Linked DNA regions of Homo sapiens: region 1 is linked to region 2. A link is an interaction called in ENCODE POLR2A ChIA-PET data of the cell type or tissue named here. Cell type or tissue: Panc1. All regions are shown on one strand.

Evidence for each region. Peaks named below come from ENCODE experiments on the same cell type or tissue, not always from the same donor. Only the 100,000 strongest peaks of a DNase experiment are listed, where the experiment ranks them.
Region 1: POLR2A ChIA-PET joins it to region 2 with 7 read pairs; 2 of 35 experiments call an interaction of 5 or more read pairs at or near these places.

What each region holds. Positions count from the first base shown.
Region 1 is chr6:139,422,376-139,427,375 of GRCh38, reverse strand. All of the region lies in intron 1 of LOC107986651 (a long non-coding RNA gene), which reads right to left. Among named protein-coding and RNA genes, the nearest start is that of LINC01625, 50 kb to the left of the region's middle. In Panc1, no CTCF peak of the experiment used is centred here; no DNase peak of the experiment used is centred here; H3K27ac peaks cover 1,088 bases.
Region 2 is chr6:139,830,577-139,835,576 of GRCh38, reverse strand. The region is part of intron 1 of FILNC1 (FOXO induced long non-coding RNA 1); the gene reads right to left. Among named protein-coding and RNA genes, the nearest start is that of FILNC1, 62 kb to the right of the region's middle. In Panc1, no CTCF peak of the experiment used is centred here; no DNase peak of the experiment used is centred here; H3K27ac peaks cover 575 bases.

The DNA.
Region 1 (5,000 bases), 410 kb after region 2:
GTGAATCACAGACTCTAAATAGAGAGGAAAAGGTGTATCAGCCAACATTTACCTTGCCTCCCCTGGGCTGAAAAACTCTTCTAGTGCCTGCAGCACTCTCTTACAAAGATGAATAAGCCAAGACCTGGCCCTTGAAGAGTTTGTACCTGGTTGGGAAGGCTGGCAGGTAACTAAAACACACGTCTTAGTATGGGACGTGCCAAACGTTGAATAAAAGTGAAGGGCAGCAGGACAGATAACTCCAGTCTTCAGGGGAGGGGGATAAGGTTTCCCAGAAGAGAAGAGAGGGCACCCTATCTGGGTCTTGGAAAGACAGCGGGATTCTGAGAGGAGCAGCAAGGACAGAGGCAGCTCAGAGAGGCCAGGACAGGGTGTGGGGAGGAACCGGGCTCTGCATGGGTGTGGCAGCTTCTCTGCCAATCGGGGTCGGCGATGGGGAGGTTTTGAACGTCCAGGGACATTGGACTTGACTCCTTGGTTCTTTCGAACATTTCAGGTCTGCTTTCAAATTGAAAAGCAACTCTGCCCTGTGTATCAATGATGAATTAGAATCAGGGAGAGAACTGAAAAGAGTATCTTTGCATATGCTTTTTGTTTCTTTTCTGCTATTTGAAAAAGTGATCACACATGCAAATCAACGATTGGCTCTTCGCTGTATCCAGCAAGTACTTATTCCTGAGTACACATTTACTCTCCACAGCAGTACTATAGGGGGTTCCCTCACCCCTGCTTTGTGGGGCCCTACCAGACCAGATCAACTTTTAGCTTAGAGGTTTTATCACCCATGTGTTCTTGGCACATTGAAGGCTAGCCTTCAATACAAAAGGGTCATTATTACCATTGCAGGGGCACAAGTCCCTTGAAATTATCTACAACATTGTTCCTGTTTGGTTTTTGTTTGGTTTACTGGGTTTCCTCTGCCTATTCTGGATGCAAATAGGAGTTAAAAATAATTCTAAAGGGATGCTATTAAGTACTTAAGCTTTCTTTTATATTATAAGAAACAATCCCATGTCTTGTTGGTAAAATCAAAACTATGTTGATGACAATTTAGACATGAAATACCCAGCAGAGACAGACCATGATTATTTATGAAAGGCTCTATCAGGAAATTATTTACATCTTTGGGCAATTTCCACTTTGCTTGTGATTTAAGTCCTATGAGTATATTTCATCTAGTTATTCACACAAAGTTAATGGAGCTGTCTCTACTGTGTTTTTGATAGCACAGCATGTTGAATCTGACTCCCACCTTCCTTTCCCTAATTATTTGTAAGCTTTCCTCACCTCTGTTTTATTTTCTTTGCAGAGTCATTCTTTATTTCAGAAGGAAGGCAACATGTGGAGTGTGAGATGTGGTTTTGGAATGTTCTCTATTTCCAGAGCCGTTGTTTGGGACCAGGTGCTGACCGGTCAGATTACAAAAACAGGAGAGTAATTTGTACTTGTCACCTGGAGAAGCTCTTGTCTAGAGATATCAAATACTATCCTTTTCACCTGATTCAGAGGAAAGAGGTAGCATCTTGGTGGCACCATTGTGCCCTCTCAAAGTGCCCTCTAGTCCTCCAAACTGTAGCTTTATTTTCTCAGTACTGAAATCATTGTGCTTTTCCCAGGCATTGAATTAAGAGAGAAGCAGTTGACTATAGGATGGGTTACTTGTCAGAAACTCACGCCTGTGGTGCTGATGGCAAAGAAAGTTCTGGCACCAGAGTTTCAAGCTGAAGGAAGATTTATTGAGAGACTAAATCAGAAGAGTATCAGTTATTTCTCCAGCACATTTTCAAATTAGATGAACATACCTGACCTCCTAATTCCCAAACCAACAGATTTTAAAGGGCAAAACAGTCACACCACAATACTGAAAGAGATCAGCCCACAAGGCAGACTGTCATTTTTAGCCACAGGTTTAAATGAGTGTGTCTTGGAATCAACACAGTGGGAAAGAGAATACATTTTCCACCATAACACACATGGGGAGCCAACACCTCCAGGACACATGGCAGACTGTGTGAGATTGTTCTAATGGAGAAATAAACCAGTCACATAAAAATTTCATTCCCAAGAAAGCATCATCACCAAACGAAGGGGGAGAATGTAGAAGGGGGGGGAGGAAAGATGGAAACTGACATATCCTGAGTATATTCTATCTAAATTTCAACCACTTTCTCCATTACCCCTTTTATATCCCTAAAAAGATTTGTAAGGTGTAACTTTTCCTCCCATTTTACAGAAAAAGAAAAAGAAACTAAGTTTCAGAGAGTAAGCTAAATAGGCTAAAGTCACACAATTAATAAAATATTATATCAGGTTTTGCACCCAAGATTCCTTATTTGAAAGCCCACCTTCCCTTTAAGGGACCACACTGCCTAATTTTAACCTGTTGTAATTCAATATTAGTACTGAATTACAACATACTCTAAAAAGCATACTCTAAAAAAGAGAAGAGTGTGGAAAGACACTAAGCTAGAAGTTCCTCAGTTGTTCACATCACTGGTAAGAGCAGGATTCTAGATTATTTTGGATAGGGTACAGAAAAAAATCATTTACATGTGATGTTAGAATGCATTACATAAGAATATTTTTGCTACAACAGAAGTAAAGTTACCTTCCCTAATGTGTTCTGATTGTACTAATACTGAAATTGGACCATGGATACAGACCACCTAGCAACTGATTAAAAGGCACCAAGAGCTTTCATAGAAAGCCAATCTAGGGACAAAAGTTTTGTCACAGATTGCAATGTTAGGAGGAAATTGTCTGGCGGCAGGAATAGGGGACCAAAGAAATTCAGAGATAAAACTTTCACCTTTATAGCCTGTCAAATTATATACCCTGAATGTACACAGACAAATTCCCCAGGCACTTTAGGAATCACATGCGGGTGTGTCTATGTGTGTGTGCGTGTCTCTATGTGTCCCATTTGCCCTCTGAAGAAGGCTTAACTAGATTATATCAAACGATGCAACCCATTTCCAGAAGATGCAATTGACGTTAAATCCCAGAAGGCAGGCTGGTATCTGCCAGTATCATTAGGGTCTAGGGAGAAACCAAAACAGATCTTGCACTTCACCAATTTTATGCTGTGGAGAAAAATGTCCCCCCACCATGATGAGCAGGGCAGGTTGCCAGCTCTCTAAAGAAATCACAGGTGGCCTGTAAGGATAACCTGGTATCAGGAACCACAGTGGTGATAATCGAGCACACAATGTAAGCAGATTTCTTTTTAACCACCACTTTCCCGGAACTGGAAATATGCCATCAGGTGTGAACCTACTTAATCACTATATTAGAAGTTGCCAGCTGGGCACAGTGGCTCACGCCTGTAATCCTAGCACGTTGGGAGGCCGAGGCGGGTGGATTGCAAGATCAGGAGTTCGAGACCAGCCATTTCAAGAATAACCTGGCCAACATGGTGAAACCCCATCTCTACTAAAAATACAAAATTAGCCAGGCCTGGTGGTGCGTACCTGTAATCCCAGCTACTCAGGAGGCTGAAGCAGGAGAATTGCTTGAACCCGGGAGGCAGAGATTGCAGTGAGCCGAGATCGTGCCATTGCACTCTAGCCTGGGTGACAGAGTGAGACTCCCTCTCAGAAAAAAAAAAAAAAAAAAAAAATGAAGTTGCCAACAAATAGCCAGGTTTGCTCTAAATAATTGTTTTGAAAAAAATTGAAGCAAAACAAAAATATTTCCCACTTAAGTCTGAAAAAGAATACTGAGAAAAAAAAAAAATTCAAGACACTCAGCTTTTCAAAGACTCCATGAACCTTGGGCTTTTTGTCTGTAAAATGCTCTTTCTGCCCAAGTTGTGGTAGTATTGAAAGGAAAATTTAGAAAATGTTTCACTGAACAGAGCCAAGGCACTTCCACATTACGCAATGCATAAAGTGTATTCATATAGAATGAAATTAGTCTCAAGCAATACTGTAGTCACGCTAGCAACGAAAAAAACTAAAGAATAAGAAATTATAATATGAAGAAAATATTTGGGGGTATTCTAAATGTTGGAGCTAAAGAAAAACTAAAACGCGAATGATGAAGTAAATGATGGCTTTTCCTTTCTTTTCTTTCCTTAGTTCCATCACCTTCTAACATGCCATTTAATTTATTATCTTTATTGTGTGTCTGTCTCCCCTGCCAGACTGTACCCTCCCTGAGGGCAGGAATCTTGATAGGTTTGTTTATTCATTGCTACATCCCAAGCATCCAGCACAGTGACTGGCACATTGTAGTCAGCAAGCACATATTTCTTAACAAATTCATTTATAATGTGATAATGATGAAAGGCGCCCAGTGCACCTTTGAGAAAGACTGATGGGATGACTTTGGGCCATTTCACAGGGGAAAATCTTCTGGCTGCTTTCTTTTAGTCAGGGATTTATAATGATGGAGGAATCTGGGGTTGCTCTGGACACCGTAGATCTCAAGGAGCTGGAATGGTGTTCTCTGAATATTTTGTGATGAAGAGTGAGAGCATCCGTCACCTCCTGGTCACCTCAGCTGCTCCTCTTCCCACGCTGGGTGTGTGTGTGCTAACAACACGCTGGTACATTCGCTTTTGGCTCTTCCACCCAGAAGAACATCTGAATCCTCCATGGGGTCTTCCTCTCTCTTCCCCTGGGCCTGTTGTTGGCGTTTCCCTTAGCAGAGTTCCATCCATTTTCCTAGAAACACTGCCTATTATCAAAAGGTCTGGAGCTAGGGGCAGGGAGCAGGTTGTGGTGTGAAACCCTCTAGACTCTTTGGTGGAAGGGAGGAAGCTCCAGCCCACCCCTCCCTTTGGGGTAGGAGGAAGAGCCCAGGGTTTGCTTACCCAGGGGAGACAGTTCTGCTGGGATCCAGCTCCCCAGCCTTGCTGAAGTCTGTGTTCTCAAGCCAGCCCTGTCATTAACCAATGTTTCTTATTTAGTTCTTAGAATTTTAGAGTAAACTTAGAAATACAATTTAACTTCCTCATTTTAGAAAAAAGAAAACTAAAGCTCAGAGAGGGAAATTGA
Region 2 (5,000 bases):
TAAAATGTAATCATTTCCCTACTGTAGTCCCTGGAAGGGCTTTTATGCAGTGTGCCTGCCATCCTGACTGGATTGGGGGAAGCAGTGAGACTCAAACATGAAAACTTTACAGATGAGCAGTTGATCTCCCAGTAATATTTAAAATTATGCATGGGTACCATAAGAGATTTCTTCTCCTATTAATGAATATCTAACAACTTAAACTGTTTATATCCTACTAACAGAGATGATAAAATATTTTTTCCCTTCTGATATATTCACAAGGAAGCAACTGTCTTTGATTAAGAAAATATTTCAGGCCAGGCACGGTGGCTCACACCTGTAATCCCAGCACTTTGGGAGGCCGAGGCAGGTGAATCACTTGAGGTCAGGAGTTTGAGACCAGCCTGGCCAACATGGCAAAACCCCTTCTCTATAAAAAATAGAAAAATTAGCCAGGAATGGTGGCATGCGCCTGTAATCCCAGTTACTCAGGAGCCTAAGGCAGAAGAATCGTTTGAACCAGGGAGGCGGAGTTTGCAGTGAGCTGAGATTGCGCCACTGCACTCCACCCTGAGCAACAGAGCAAGACCTTGTCTCAAAAAAAAAAAAAAAAGAAAGAAAGAAAGAAAATATTTTAACACAGTAGTTAGGGTATCACTTAGGAAACTTGAAAACCTGGGTTCAAAAGTCAATGCATCACATTAAGAGAAAATTGAGAGGACTTTATTTTTATTTCTGAAAAGTGACGGAAGAGAAGAGATAGAAAAAATTTGGGGAGATTAGAGCCTGTCACAGAGGAGGCAGCCAGGGAAAACCTCTGAGGATATATGGTAGCTTGGTGCAAATATCTGCTATAATTTCATCTCCATGAGAGCAGGGATGTTTGTCAGTTTTTTTCACTGATAACTCCCAAGCACCATGAGCTGTGCCCGGCACAATGTAAGGATTTAATGTTTTTTATAGAAAAGAGTGAATGAATGAATGAATGAATACACGAGTAGAAATTTTTAGTGTTCAATTTGAAATAGCTTGATCTTGGAATGTAAACTCTCAAAAAAACATTGGCCAACTTGACTATTTCCAAAGTTCTTTGTGAGTTGGTGAATGTTCTGAGAAAACTGCGGCTGAATTTCACATCTGGTAAAATCATGCCAAACAGACAGCACGTGTGAGAGAACATGATGATCCCTCACCCAACCTAATCCAGCGAAGGCAGATAAAGCCCCAGTACATGTGCAGGGATAATTGCGATATTTTTGGACTTCCATGGGGGCATAGAATGGGCTTCAAGCTGATTTTCTCTAAATACTACATGACCTGAAGTTTCCACCTAATGTCCAGGTTTTGTCCATTCATGTACCACCACATGTAAGAATTTGCCTGCATGTACTAGATCAGGACTGTAAGGAACAACAGAATAACACACACACACACACACACACACACACACACACACACACACACACCAATTTAGAAAACCCTCTCATAATATTAGTATAGTACTAAAGGAAAGGTTTAGAAGTTGATTACCCCAGGAAAGCATTGTGTTTAAGCTATACCAATCCAATGAGAATATACTGTGTCTTTCAAAAATCTTATTACAAAAGAGGCTGGGGGCTGAAAAATGAGATCGGAGGTGACAGATGAAGTGGGAGTAGCAGAGGGGAGCACCATCTCACATCTGGTTGCAGCTCTAAAGCCGTGGCTCAGACTGACCCTTTGCTCACCTGTGTTGATGCTGCCACACACGTAGGCAGCACTATGCCACGGGCACTATGTTTGCCCATGGGCTGCTGTCCATGCTGTTGCAAAATACCCCTGTTCCCATAAACTCTGCCCAGACCATGCATCACTGCCTTATTTGTGGCACTAATTCACCCATGACCTCCAACCTCTTTCAGGATTTAGAGCACCAAGTCCCTCTGCTGCCACTGCCCATTGTTCCTCTTAGTTTTTCTCATTGTCTCTGATGTTCACCCCTCCAGATGGTGGGGAGATGTACTGTTCTTAGGTTTGCACTTTAGCAGAGGCACCACTAGATTGAGGGGCTCTTGAGCCCTAATAATACTGTTTTTATCTTCCACTCAGCAAACTGGATTGAAGTCTAATTTTACAAAGCTTTGATGTTTTCTCTAGCCCTTTCTTTCCCATAACATGCAAAACTTTCTTCCCAAGGCACACAGATAAGGGAAACTGAGGCTATTTGTTTCCCTTTATACACAATTTATTTGTGAAGAGAGTATTTGCCAAACATAATTCACAGAAAACACAAACTGTACTTCATCCCAGGTTTCATCTCATTTTTATATCCTTACTTTCCTTGGGTCTTTTTCCCTAAAAACTTACTTTCCATTTATGTTATCTAGCTGTATTGAATATATTTGTACATGTTCTTCAGTTATTTCTAGAACAAGATGAAGTAAAATTAAGCAAGCATACTACGTACAGGTAGACACTCATGCCAAATGTGGCAAGACTTTTCACCGAGTCACTAGGGAACTTGAGAGCACCATCGTTGTTCCCATTGTACCACAGGTTCATCATACGATCTTGGCTGACTCTCTTCCCCCTCTGTTTTCATTTACTTTGGCATAAAGGAGTATCATAGCAGTTAACCTATCTCTGGGGTGTGTTCAGCTTTAATGAATAAATGTGTATAATGTCTTCGGAGCACCTCACATGAGATGTGCTGTAACTGTACATTATTAGAGCTGCTATTACAGCACCACCTCGGGACCCTTAGCCTTTAAGCTAGCTCGAGACGGGAGGTCTCGGAAATAATAACAGCCATTCTCCCAGTGTGCCTTTCTCCTGAAACCTCAGAGATCTTAAAGACATTACCTTATTATTGTAAAACTCAGCACGAGACGGATGGGAATGACTCCTGAGTATTTCTTGTTTCCAGGTGGGAGACATCAGGCAACACTTTTGCACTAACACACATTTCACCTGAAATGTGAGCACTTAACCGACATTGTTCATGTAAGAGAGAACCCCTAATTCATGGTTTCTCTGCAGAGACCTGGCGCTGGGTGATGCTGCTGCGAAGAGTGGCTCTAGTGTAGTATTACTTACGCCTCTCAAGATAGTAATAAAGGAATCAAGCCACATTCATATATTAATAATCATAGTGGTGATCATATGTTTTTATCTAGCCATAATTTGCAGAAGTTTGCTTAAGAAAGCATCCAATGTTTTTGACAGTAATATCAATGGAATGCACCAGAAGCCTCTATTTGTAGTTATATGGGTTATTGATTACTTTTAAATGGCTGAAACATTGGCTCTTATTTCAAATTATGACACACTTTTCATAGATATGAAATCATTGGCTGAGAATCAGAGTGTATTTGCCTAGAACCTCATTATTTGAAGGATGAAGAGGCCATTGGCTAAAACAATTATAGTATCAGCCTGCTTAAAAGTAATTCAACTACATTTCTTAAAACTATTCTATAAATCAGACAGCCCTTTCTTACAATTAGTCTTAATTGGGAGGCAATAATTTTATGACATTCAGTCTCAGTATTATGCTGTCCTTGATGCCTATATGCCCTGATGAGTTAAACCTTTCTAATAATGCTCTTCAGGCTCTTTAGTAACAAAGTCTTTTTGAATTGAGCTCCAAATGGACCTGGTTATACTGAAGTCTTCAAGAGTATAATTACTATTATTCATGGTGCTTTCAATGTTGAACCCTTTTTACCTTAAATTTTCTCCAACATTTTTATAAGTGATTTTTAAAGTTAACTCCATAATTCCACTACGTAACACTGCCATTACATACGGAGATGATGGAGATTTCAGTGAGTTGTCTGCTCACACAAATATATATTGGAAATAGAACGAGCCCCTGGGCTCTCTGTCACTTGGTTAAACCTCGGGCATTTGGCTGACATCATTCTTTGGCATTTGCCTCTCTGCTCTCACTCTTTTACCAACGGGTAATGGAAATATGGTTTTCAGCCTCAAATTATCCAAATGTGAGGAAACTAACTCCTTATAACATTCTGCCTTTCCCATTCAAGCCCCATCAAACTCCACATGGCTCCAGCACCTCTGTTCTTCAGCTAGTGGGAAAAGAGCCCAGACAAACTCAATGTCAGACGTTTAACTTAGTCTTAGGCCATTGCCAGTCACTGATTCCTCATGCTTCATGTAAAGGCAGAAAAAGACATCAATTTACCCAGGCTAGTTTATAATGATGTATGTTATGAAAGCATTCCTCCTAGACACCTGCAGCAGGTAGCCTAGGCTTTGAAGCATGAGATTTGATTTCTCCATTTCAGCATGCAGGCATACAAATATTGTTATTGATCATAACATTATCCCATCCTTTAAAAATACAGCTACACTATTTGATTAAAGTACTTTCCACTGCCATAAATTTCAGACTGACTCCCCTTCAGTGCAGAAATTCCTTTCCACTTGGTTTTTTAGAGTGTCTGCAATTAATTTCCTTGAGCAATTCTTTAGTCCCATGTCAGTGGATGGTTTAAAAAGGAGGAACTGGCAGGTTCATTATACTGGCAGCTTAGCAGAATACTAAACTGTCACCTCTAGTAAAATACAAAGTTTTGCTGCTTTCTAACCTTCTGGAGAAAAGTACATCATCGTTTCTACTGGACAAGAGACCTGAAATTGGAGAAAAGCCTGTGGTGATACAGTCTCGGTCTCATCACTCACTCATTCATGTGCGGACATTACTCAGCTCTTCCTGAGTCCTGTCTTCTCTTCTCCCAAGGCAAAGAATCAATTCACCCAACTGGGCTACCAATTGTCTGCATTTAGCAAAAGGGCACCATCACTGTTTGGTGGGAGCCAATCCTAGTATTTGTGTTACAAATCAGTTCAAGTTCTGACTCATAGCTTTCTTAAAAGCCAAAGAAAAATATTGGGGCTGGTGTATTATAGAATGAATTTTGAGTTTTCCCAGGAATTAAACTTGATTTACCACTAACCAAAACAGAACACTGCACGCTATTTTTAACAACAGTTCTTTTATTGAAACAATTAGA